Regions from separate parts of the Mus musculus genome. Here region 1 is linked to region 2. Evidence: chromatin loops called from intact Hi-C (ENCODE). Cell type or tissue: left cerebral cortex. All regions are shown on one strand. Links, peaks and the distances in the headings refer to the core of each region. The heading gives the core; the rest is flanking DNA.

The links. A loop is a pair of places that touch in the nucleus more often than their neighbours do. Peaks named below come from ENCODE experiments on the same cell type or tissue, not always from the same donor. Only the 100,000 strongest peaks of a DNase experiment are listed, where the experiment ranks them.
Region 1: it touches region 2 in a loop (5-fold over the local background); 35 of 42 quality-filtered maps call a loop at or near these places.

Annotation. Positions count from the first base shown.
Region 1 is chr14:66,375,771-66,381,150 of GRCm38, forward strand. No RefSeq gene overlaps it. Among named protein-coding and RNA genes, the nearest start is that of Stmn4, 34 kb to the left of the region's middle. In left cerebral cortex, for the core only: a CTCF peak has its summit at 2,253 (motif pointing right); a DNase peak (open chromatin) is centred at 2,320.
Region 2 is chr14:66,783,057-66,788,436 of GRCm38, forward strand. No RefSeq gene overlaps it. Among named protein-coding and RNA genes, the nearest start is that of Gm5464, 83 kb to the right of the region's middle. In left cerebral cortex, for the core only: CTCF peaks have their summits at 730 (motif pointing right) and 2,062 (motif pointing left); DNase peaks (open chromatin) are centred at 800, 1,318 and 2,048.

The DNA.
Region 1 (5,380 bases), core at 132-5,131, 410 kb before region 2:
ATTGCATGCTTTCTCTCATCATTTTTATGTGTGTGTCTCAGCGTAAGGGTGTGTGTATGGGTCATGGAACTAGAATGGGACCCACGAGAGGGGAAAAGATATTAAGGGAGGTTGAGAGAAGAGGAAGAAAGAGGATTACAGAACAAGACATGAAAGATGAGGGGACTGAGAAGGAGGTGGAGAGGAGAGAGAGATGGGGGAGGAGGAGGAGGGAGTAAGGGAGTCAGAGAAGGGGTGAGAGTGTGGAGGAGGGGGTGGGAAATGGGGCAGGGGAGGAGACAGGGACAAGGATTCACACATCAAAGTATGTCTGAGGATCCCATAGTGAGACCAATCACTTCGTATACTAACAAAACAAAACAAAACAAAACAACAAACAGATAAAATATAGTCAAACTAATGAAAAAGGCAAATAAAGGCCCTATCTCCTTCCCACGAGAAACTTCAAGGGCTGTGGCCTTTTCCCTACTGGAGCTCAGCTTCACTGGGACTGAATGATTGGCCTGAGTGCTCTCATTTTAAGAAAGGTCAAACCTCCTGGAGTTATAGTAACAAATGAAACAAACCAAACAACACACCATAAACAAGGGAAAGGCCTCAGGCAGCCCTCTGGGGACACCAACCTTTAAAACCAGCACAGGATCTGTGGGAGGAAATGTTGCTGAGGCACACAGTGGATGGATCAGGAGGATTTGCCTCTGGGGTTACTCTAGGGTTCTTTTTTCCTTGTGGGTGTTCCCCTTGCACTTTCTGTCACCTAGGCTGTGTGCATCACTGGGTGGCGGAGCGCATCGCTGTTGTATGTCTTGGAGCCGATGGTTCTTCAGACATTCTAGGGCACTGAAAGGGTTAAAGGAGAATTTTCCACCTCGGGGCACAGAAACTATTTGTGTTCAAAGATGTGTAAACACACGGGAAAAACCTGCACAGAGGCCTGCTAACTCCCCACTCCCCCCCCCCCCCGTGTGTGTGTGTGTGTGTGTGTGTGTGTGTGTATGTGATCTCAGAAGCCTAAGGCAGCCATGTGCCTTTGTGATCTCAGCATCCAGAAGACTGGGGCAGAGGTTCACAAGTTCTAGGTCAGCCACGGGGACAGACTGAGACCTTGTCCCTCTAAACCCCAACCCCCCCCCCCCCCGCCCAAACCAATAAGAATCGTGAAAAAAGATCAAAGCACCAAATAATGGCTCTCATTACACTTAGTTGCACAGGCAGGTGGGCTACTCTGAGAGAAATGGTAATTTTCATATAAAAGGAAAAGAAAACCAATGTCAATAGATTCTGCGGTGGAAATTCAAGAAGCCATGAAGCAAATCAAAGACAAGGGTAACAAGAACTAAGACACAATGTGGGCTGAGAGGAGGAAGAAAGAAACACAGAAATACTGACATTAGAGAATGCTGCACATCAGAATTCTGACATGCATAGGAATCAACATAGAAAAAACCAATTTTAACCATTGTGTAATACAAATTCAGAAATGTTTTTACTACAGAGGAAACAGGAGAAAGAATAATAACAAAATAAAGAGAACATATGTTAATAGTATCATTTTTCGATAGATGATAGGACTTTATCCTAAGCGAATAAGCATCCAGGGGAATTTATGGGCATTCCTCCCCACCACCCCAGGGCTCCGATTTTTAATTTCCCTAAGCTGGTCTGTGACAGTCTGGTGTATCTTCATATCTGATAATCACACTTAGCAGTTTTCTAGACACATTTTGCCATTTAAGTTTATGCAGTAGGGTCTTGCTACATCTCACAGGCTTATCTGCATCTCACTCATCAGGTGGCTTTCAATGCCAGTTCCTCCCTGTCTCAGCCTCTCAAGTGCAGGGGTTGCAGGTGAGGGTCTCCCCAGCTTCTACACTGCCATCTTAAAGCAAGTTGACAGTATTTAATGCACTTAAAGCAGGTCTCTGCTAGGAGTTCACACGGACTCCAATACATTTCTTAATATCAAACACATGTGTTTTCACATTCAAATTTTTATGTTCCCATCTCAGCTTTCTATCATGCTTTGAAGATTTGTCACTGTTTCCAGGACCCTTACTTTTATTAAGATAAGAACGGAAGTTTATTTTTGTAAAAATTACACACAGTCACTTTCCCTCGTGACCCCTCGTTCCCCCAAACCTCCCCCACTCCCTGAACCCCTTTTCTGGAGTTGATGATTGTTCATCTTGCTTTATTTTCTTGGCTTTGACTTTGGACCCCAGAGATCACAGGGAGCTAGCGCAGTACAGGAATATGACCAGCAGGTGGCGTTCGTACTGTTTCTACTACGGGAACCGCCCAGAATTCTCCAGGACAAATTTGCACAAAAGAGGCGACTGCAACCATAGCTGTTACAGTTGGTAATTAGGGATAAGGTTGCCATGGTGACGAGGGGTCTTGGGATGTTTATAGCTTTGCAAGAGCTGATGCCAATGAGCTATCGGATTGCTTCTTCCTTTGATGGTAATGGCAGGCAAACTGAGGTCATGCAAATGCTGTATGGTGCAGCCTGCTTAGGAAGCTATTCTGCTGCTGTTGTTATTTATGGGATAAAAGTATCCTGTTGAGAGAAACACACACACACACACACACACACACACACACAATTTGTATGCATGCACACAAGTGCACCATATTTATCTGACTTGTTTACATTTTCTGTATGTTTTATCTCCATTCCCCACATTTCTCAATGTGGTTTTCATTAAAATTCTCTGAGAAGAAAGGCTCCATTCATCTGACAAGCTCGGGAAATATTGCATGCTCATGCTTTAGAGGTTCACAGTGTACTTGAGCCAGAACGTCTTTGGATGTCCTATTTCACCTCCACACGCTCATTTGCCTCGTAAACCCACTTAAACAGACAATTCATTAACTCTCTCAGCTAATCACTCCTCATCTTCTCCTCAAGACGTTAATAGACATTCATTAAGTGTAGGTTTCCTTGTAGCCTTGCGCTCACATAAGTCTCTCCAGCAAGGCGTGGAGCTCTGATAAGCTAGCCTGTCAAAGGCTGTGTGGCCAAGACTCAATGGTTATTAATGGCTGCCTATGAACTCCTAAGAAATGGTTTCCAATTGAGCTATGTATCCATGGATACCACAGACTGAAATTATTCATTGTTAATGTCTTTATCCATCCATAAATTTTATTGGGTAAATGAGGCCACGCCCCAGACATGGCCCACAGCATTAATAAGTCATTTGTAGGTTAGCATAGTATTATTTTACATCTTGTCACATCGTTTCTGATGCTTTAAATTCAATCTTCTGCTAGTGTATTTTCCCCAGAGAGGCACCTCCTCTCCCATGAATAACCTACTTGTGATTGATCATAAAACAGAACTTATTAAAAGAGATTTTTAAAAACAACAACAAAAAAAAGGACTGAGAATTTGCTCACACATACTGCCTCTCGGGTGGGGGAGGGGAGTCACCCTCCCTGCACTTCATTGTGAAAAGGGAGGTCTGGTCCTCTCAAACTGTGGAAAGAACAATTGCCCTAGTCCACTAGGGCAGTGGCTGCCAACAGCTTTAGGAATGCACCAGTTGACACTCTTGGCTAGGCTGATAATGTTTTAGACCCACTCCAAATGTTGAAGGCGTTTCCTGTGACTTACCCCTCTTTACACTCCGGAAGGCCACTGGATTTTATTGCTAGGGGACCATGAGAGGAGCAGGAACATTTAAAAGACAGGCAACAGTAACCAAGTGTCCAGCTCCTTGTCAGTCACTTTGCTATTTATTGAATCCTTGATTAAGTTTAAGCCTTAAAGCCCACTAGATGGGTTTTACCAGCCCCATTTTACCAAGAAGAGATGAAGGCTGGAGGTGCCTTGCCTCATATGGGACAACTTGTAAAGTATAAATAAGGGGACATTTTTTGACTCTAGGTTTGTCCAAATCCAAAGTCAAACAAAGGCAGCAATATTTGTACAAGAATCAAATTATCCTCAAAAGAAATAAGGAGGAGGAAGAGGAGGAGGAGGAAGAGGAAGAGGAAGAGGGAAGAGGAGGAGGAGGAAGAGGAAGAGGGAAGAGGAAGAGGAGGAGGAGGGAGAGGAAGAGGAGGAGGAGGAGGAAGAGGAAGAGGAGGAGGAAGAAGAGGAGGAGGAGACCTAGGAGGAGAGGATCAGCTTGTTTCTTCCATGGGAGGTACATAATTAGTCAAAAGGGGAGGGTCCCTGGCTCTGGCCAACCCCTACGGTCTTCCACAACAGCCACTGTTCTATTTACCATTTGTGTTAGTTCCCTTTCCCGTTGCTGTGATAAAATACCCCAGCAAAGCAGTTTAAGGAAGTAGGGTCTGTTTTAGCCCTCACCTCCAGATCGTGGCCTATCACTGCAGGGAAGTCTGGAAGGCCGGAACTTGAGTTTGATAGTCACATTAGTAGTCATAGTCCAAAGCAGAGGGGAAGGACCGAAGGCATAGGTGCCACTGCTCAGCACACTTCTTCCTTGCTTACAGTCTCAGATTTCAGTCAGAGAATGGCCCCACCCCCTGTGGGCGTGTCTTCCTGCCCCATGCAATAAAGATAATCTCCATAGCACGCCCATCTTCCAGGTGACTTTAGACTGTCAAATTGACAATAAACACTGCCTGCTGTTGTTCCAAGCGTTTACTCCGTTACCAACTTGTCCCGCTTCTGTTGTGTGGGCTGAACTTGTATTGGCATTTATTCATATTTTTTAAAAACCCCTTCAGTCAATTTTACACTCATGGGTTCCTTTCGATCAAACCTCCAGTTATTTTAAAAGCTGGCAATTGCCGTCTACTTAGGATCTTTTCATTACCCATGACAGTTTGTCTTAGATTTCACTGATAATCAATGAGCTGCTCTTTTAAATACTTAGTGGATCAAATTAACGGCTTTAATTAACAACCTACATGAAAATCAATGACCTCCATATTCAGCTATTCCAAGTTTATCTGACTTGTTAGTCAGTAGGACAACACTTGCTTTTTGTTTTGTAACATGTATATTCCTTTAGATCACCGCACCTCAACCTTGCTAATGCTGCTACCCCCTTAATACAGTTCGTGCTGTAAGTGACTCCCCACCATAAAAATATCTCATTGCTACTTCATAACTGTAATTTTGCTACAGTTATGAATCATAGTGTAAATATCTGATATGCAGATGGGCTTAGGTGCCTTGTGAAACGGTTGTTCTACCATCAAGGGGTCCTGACCCACAGGTTGAGAATGGGTCCTTTGCATGTAGCTTTCAGATTTTATACAAACAACTCCCAACACGAATCAGGAAGACATCTGGGTCTTTCATCTCAATCCCTAATCATTGAGCTGCTCACATGGCTCTTTCTGTAGAAGACACTCAGTTCCTGCTGTTACCGGCAGTTAAATATTGATTAAATAAATC
Region 2 (5,380 bases), core at 88-5,087:
CATGCTGCAGGTCCCCAGCTTTGTGAGCTGTCACCCATGCTTGGGTGAGTATTTGGTGACATAGCTGTCCTTGTGCTATGACTACCTCTGTAAGTAAGCTCTTGCTCATATTCCTGTAAGTGAGCCCAATAATCTCATTAGTTCACCAAAGTAGATTTTGGTGGTGTCTTTCCTGATGACAATGGTCATCAGCCAGGGTGAGTGTGCACATTTATTCACCTCTTCCCAGGAATAGTCACACAACAGCATAGCGCTGCAAACCTTTCGTCCCAGCACTCAAGAGGCAGAGACAAGTGGAGTTCTGCGAGTTCCCGGCCAGCCTGGTTTCCATAGTCTGTTCAGGTTAGCCCAGGCTACATAGTTGGACATAGCCTCAAAAAGAAAAAAAATTAAGTTATCTATTGGCTAGTTCAAAGTGTACTTAGTCATTTTGTACTTCCTATTGTTCCATTTTTGTCCACGGGGAGCTACTTCAGCTTCTTGGTCTTTTATGGGGAGAGTCTGGGTCTTACTTATATGAAGATGGTATGTCATCTGATGAGGCCAAAACATAACAGTTACTACTGGTGATATTCGGATGCTCACACGTGAATGTGGATGCTGATTAAATGGTAACTTATGCTGTTAAACTCGTATCTGTCATCTCCAAAACCTCCCCTCTATCCTGGGCTCTACAATGTAAGAACTCGACTCCTGCAAATGCTATTTCTCCTGTCAGTGGACTTGTTGCTAGCTTCTGCCAGTAGGAGGCAGTAGAGGGAGATCAGCTGGATGGAGAAGGATTCTGCCCCTCCTTCCTGCCAGCCCTGTGTAGCAATGACACTTCACCATAGTGGCCACATTTACTTCAGCTTCTAGACTCTTCCCAAACTTCCAGCGCTACGCTACGCTACGCTACGTTACGTTACACAACGCTACATTTCATGCTGTCTCACGAGTGGTTCGGATGATGTCAGTCTCTGCTGCACAGAGAGCCTCCTTCAAGCTTCCAGTCTCTCACATCCATGGTCTTTTACTTTTACAGTTTCATGTGCAGCCTGTTCTTTACATGAAATCGTCGTCCACACACATCGTCTGTGCTTTCTTGCATGCATCCTCACAGATACAGAAGTAAAACTTATAACCGTACAACTAAGAAATGAGAAGCCGTCTGCAAAATGAAAGCAGCTGCTTTGGTGGGACATGCTCACGGGGGCTTTCTTATCTGTCTTCCAGTACTTCTAAAGTTCTGCTGTGACAGCATTTCATAAGCCTCTGTCCTTTACAGAGGACGGCATGTACCCAGGGCAAACTACCTCCCACATGCAATGATAGGTAAGGAGACCAATTTATGTAACTTGTTGGTAATTGCCAGGTGGGCGGAGACAGAGTGTGAATTGCTGGAAGAGAGAGTAAACAGAATCCTGAGAGAGATGGTATCTAGGGAGAAATGTTTTCTGGAAACAGAAAAGGCCATTGAAGGGTTCAAAGACAGCAGACACACTTCACCACACTGGAAGCTCCCACATATAGAAAGCAAGGTGATGACTCAGTCGGTCGAGTGCTTACCACACAAACATGAAAACCTGGGTCTGGATTCCCAAAACCTGTGCAAAGGGTGAGTACTGACCCCTGACCTGTAAGCCCTATGCTAGAGGGGAGGAGACAGGGGTGGACCCCCAGCGGTCTCTGGCTAGCCAGCCTAACCTAATCTGTGAAGTACAGGCTCCCAGCGATAAGGTGGAGAGCCATTAAAGAGGATACACAGCATAAACCTCTGGCCTGTGTGCAATGTGTATCCGATTGCCTGCTCTTGTTTGCGCTCTCTCTCTCTCTCTCTCTCTCTCTCTCTCTCTCACACACACACACACACACACACACACACACACACGGAGAGAGAGGGAGTAGGTTATGACCATTTATTTCTTACCATTTGTAACGAAGTAGGGTACACAAGGAAACTTGGGTGTACATAGGACAAGAGCAAGCTGGGCTCCCAGAAGCTTTCTCCAAGACAGAAATGCTCCTCTAACTCATTCTCTGAAGCTTCAATGCAGGCATCAGCGCCCTCTGCTGGCCAGGATGCAGAGCACGCCACAGACCGCCCAAATAGCTTTAAGCTGACACCCTTAAGTGTCTTTTGAAGACCCAACTCCCAGCCCCTCTGACTGTGACTGCTTTACGCTAAAATGAGATCTTTGAGATGGGCCCTAATTTAATATGTCTAGTGTCCTTTGACGATGAAGCAAACAGGCATAGACAGAAGGAAGACATAGGGAGACACGCCTTGCACAGTTAGGGAGACACAAAAGAATCCCACCCAGCCAGGGCCTCCGTTTCGGACCGGACTCCCCAGAGATATGATAAAATAATTTCCTGTGGATTTTCATTGCATTTTTATTTATGTATGTAGGAAGGGGTGTGTGCCACCGCGTATGTGGAGGTCAAGGAACAAGTTTCTGTAGCTGGTCCTCTCATTCCACCATGTGGATCCCAGGCTGACCGGCACACCCACAGTGATGCACACCCACAGTGATGCACACCCACAGTGACGCCGTACCTTACCTGATCAAGGAAGAAACTAACATCTGAACCAGCAGTTCTCAATCTGTGGGTCACAACCCTTTTGGCGAACCTCTGTCTCCGAAACTATTTACATTATGATTTATAACAGTAGCAAAATTACAGTTATGAAGTAGCAGTGAAGATACTTTTATGGTTGGGGGGAGGGGTCCCTACAACATGAGGAGCTGTATTAAAGGGTCGCAGCTTTAGGAAGGTCAGGAACCACTGATCTAAAGCAACGCAGTTAGTTCTGCTTGGCCTACCCCATGCACCCCTGAATCTGGCCTAGTGTGAGCCTTTGGAACGCACCACTTAGTCTTTTATTTTGAGGTGCCCTCCCAACTATCTCCTTCACTCTGCGTTCATATTTCTATCTGATGTCATTCTCTCCCCAGCTAAGGGATTTGCTTTGACAGTTCTGCAGGCTGAGAGTGCTATCAATACACTCTCTCAGCATTTCATGCCTGAAGAATTCTGTATGTATATATATTCATTTTTAATTTTCCAAAACATCTGTACTTGGAAAATTAAAAATAATAATTAATAATAGTAAATTCTTACCTAGAGTTTTTTCCTTTGGGCTTCCCTCCACTGTCCTCTTGTGCCAAAATTCTTACATTTGTTTTTTGCTCACGTGTCTTCTTCTGGCGGCTTTATAAATAATAATGAATAGACTTTGTCTTCAAGTGAGCAAGGCATGTAGAGGTTATGTTCTACCTCCTTCTCTGTTTCCTATCATTCACATCTTGCAGGTGTGGTGTGTCTGTTGCAGTGGATGAATTAGTATTTATGCATTATTGTCACTAAGGCCCGTGTAAGGCACACTTCATTCCAAGCTGTATAGTCCTGAGGTTTGTCCAAACATTGGATGTCATTTATCCCCCATGACAGAATCATTTTACCACCTGTACTGTGGCTGGGTTTGTGTCAACTTGGCACAGGCTGGAATCATCACGCAGGAAAAAGCCTCAGTGAAGGAAATGCCTCCATGAGATCCAGCTGTAGGGCATTTTCTCAACCAGTGGTGCCATCCCTGGGCTGTGGTCCTGGGTTCTATAAGGAAGCAGGCTGAGCAAGCCAAGGGAGCAAGCTGTAAGCAGTGCCTACCTCTCCGTGGCTTCTGCATCAGCTCCTGCCTCCAGGGTCCTGCCCTGCTTGAGTTCCTTCAGCAATGAAGAGGGATATGGAAATGTAAGCCAAATAGACCCCTTTCTTTCCAACTTGCTTTTTGGTCATGGTGTTTTCATTAAAGCAACAGAAACCCAAGTCACCTCCTTAGAGTCCCTTTATCCCGCTTCTCCTTCCCTCCCCCATCCCCCTTGAGTCACCCACCACTGCCCCTTCCGATGGCTTTGTGGATGTGGTTCCCCAGGCTGCTCTCCACTCACTGCAGGAGAACTGCACGGTCTAAGAGTTTCCATTTTAACCATTTCTAAGCATATGGTTCAGTGGCATTGTGTGCATTCATGAATCCAACCAAATCCACTCTCCATCCCCCAAACAGAAGCTGAGCTGAGGGGCACATGACAACCCCAAGCCAGGGAGCTAATGACATCCATGTTTTCTTATAATTGTCGGGGGGGGCTTTATTATCTTAAGGAGACCTCATCAATATGCCCAAGTTTTAACTCTTTTTTTTTCACTCTTCGTATATGATATAAATCAAATGCTCCTTTAATTGGACATATTTATAACCAGTAACAGGTCCAGGTTCTGACAGTTTTATGGGTGAGTCCATTTAGACTTTCAAATAGACAATTCTTCTGCTCTGTAACTAAACCACTCTGCAGCACAGAGCATATGGACACAAGCCCCAAATGATTTAACAGGCTGCTGTATAGACACAAAACTAACGTTATACATCAGAAGATACTTAGAGCTAGCCCAGGTGTAAACTGCTCAAAATGAAAATCGAAACAAGGTATCAACTTTGTCTTGCAAATAACATTGACTGCAGTGATCTAGTTTGCCTTTCAGTTACTGTAACTAACACTGACCAAAACCAACATGGGAGAGGAAAACACGTATTTGGCTTATAGGTTACACGCATTACATCATCCAGGAAAGCCAAGGAAGGGACATAAACAGAGACTATGGAGGAACACTGCTCACTGGCTTGCTGTTCATGGCTTGCTCTGTTTGCTTTTCCTTTCTTTCCTTATTTATTTATCCACTTAACATCCCAATCACATCCTCGCATCCTCACATCCTCCCTCACATCCTCCCTGCCCAACCTCACACAGTCCCTCTCCCATCCCTCATCCCTTTCTTCCCTGGGTATCACCCCATCCTGGCACATCAAGTCTCTGTAGAACTAGGCACATCTTCTCCCACTGAGGCCAGACAAGGTGTCTCAGTTACGTGACCAAGATCCACAGGCAGGCAACAGATTCAGGGACAGCCCCCTCCCCACTCCAGTTATTAGAGACCCTCAGTTTGCTTTTCTTCTTCAATCCAGGGCCACATTCCCAGGGGTGGCACTGCCCACACGAGCTGAATCCTCCCACGTCAATCATTAATTTAAAATATGTACCCCCAACTTGCTTATAGGCCAAGCTGATAGAGCCAACTCCTCAACTGGGGGTCCCTCTTCCCAGGTTACTACATTTGTGTCAAATTCACACAACCAAACAGCACATACAGTTAGAATTTGTCTCTTTTGTGGGTAAAAATGCTAGATGGTTGGTCCAGTAAAACTTGTTGAAATTAAGTGTCTCTTCTAAAAAAAAACTAACATTTTTATATTTACTAAAATCTTTACATTTATTTTTTACATTTACTTGGTGGCGGACTGCATGACACAGCAAGTATGAAAGTAAGATGACAACTTGTATGA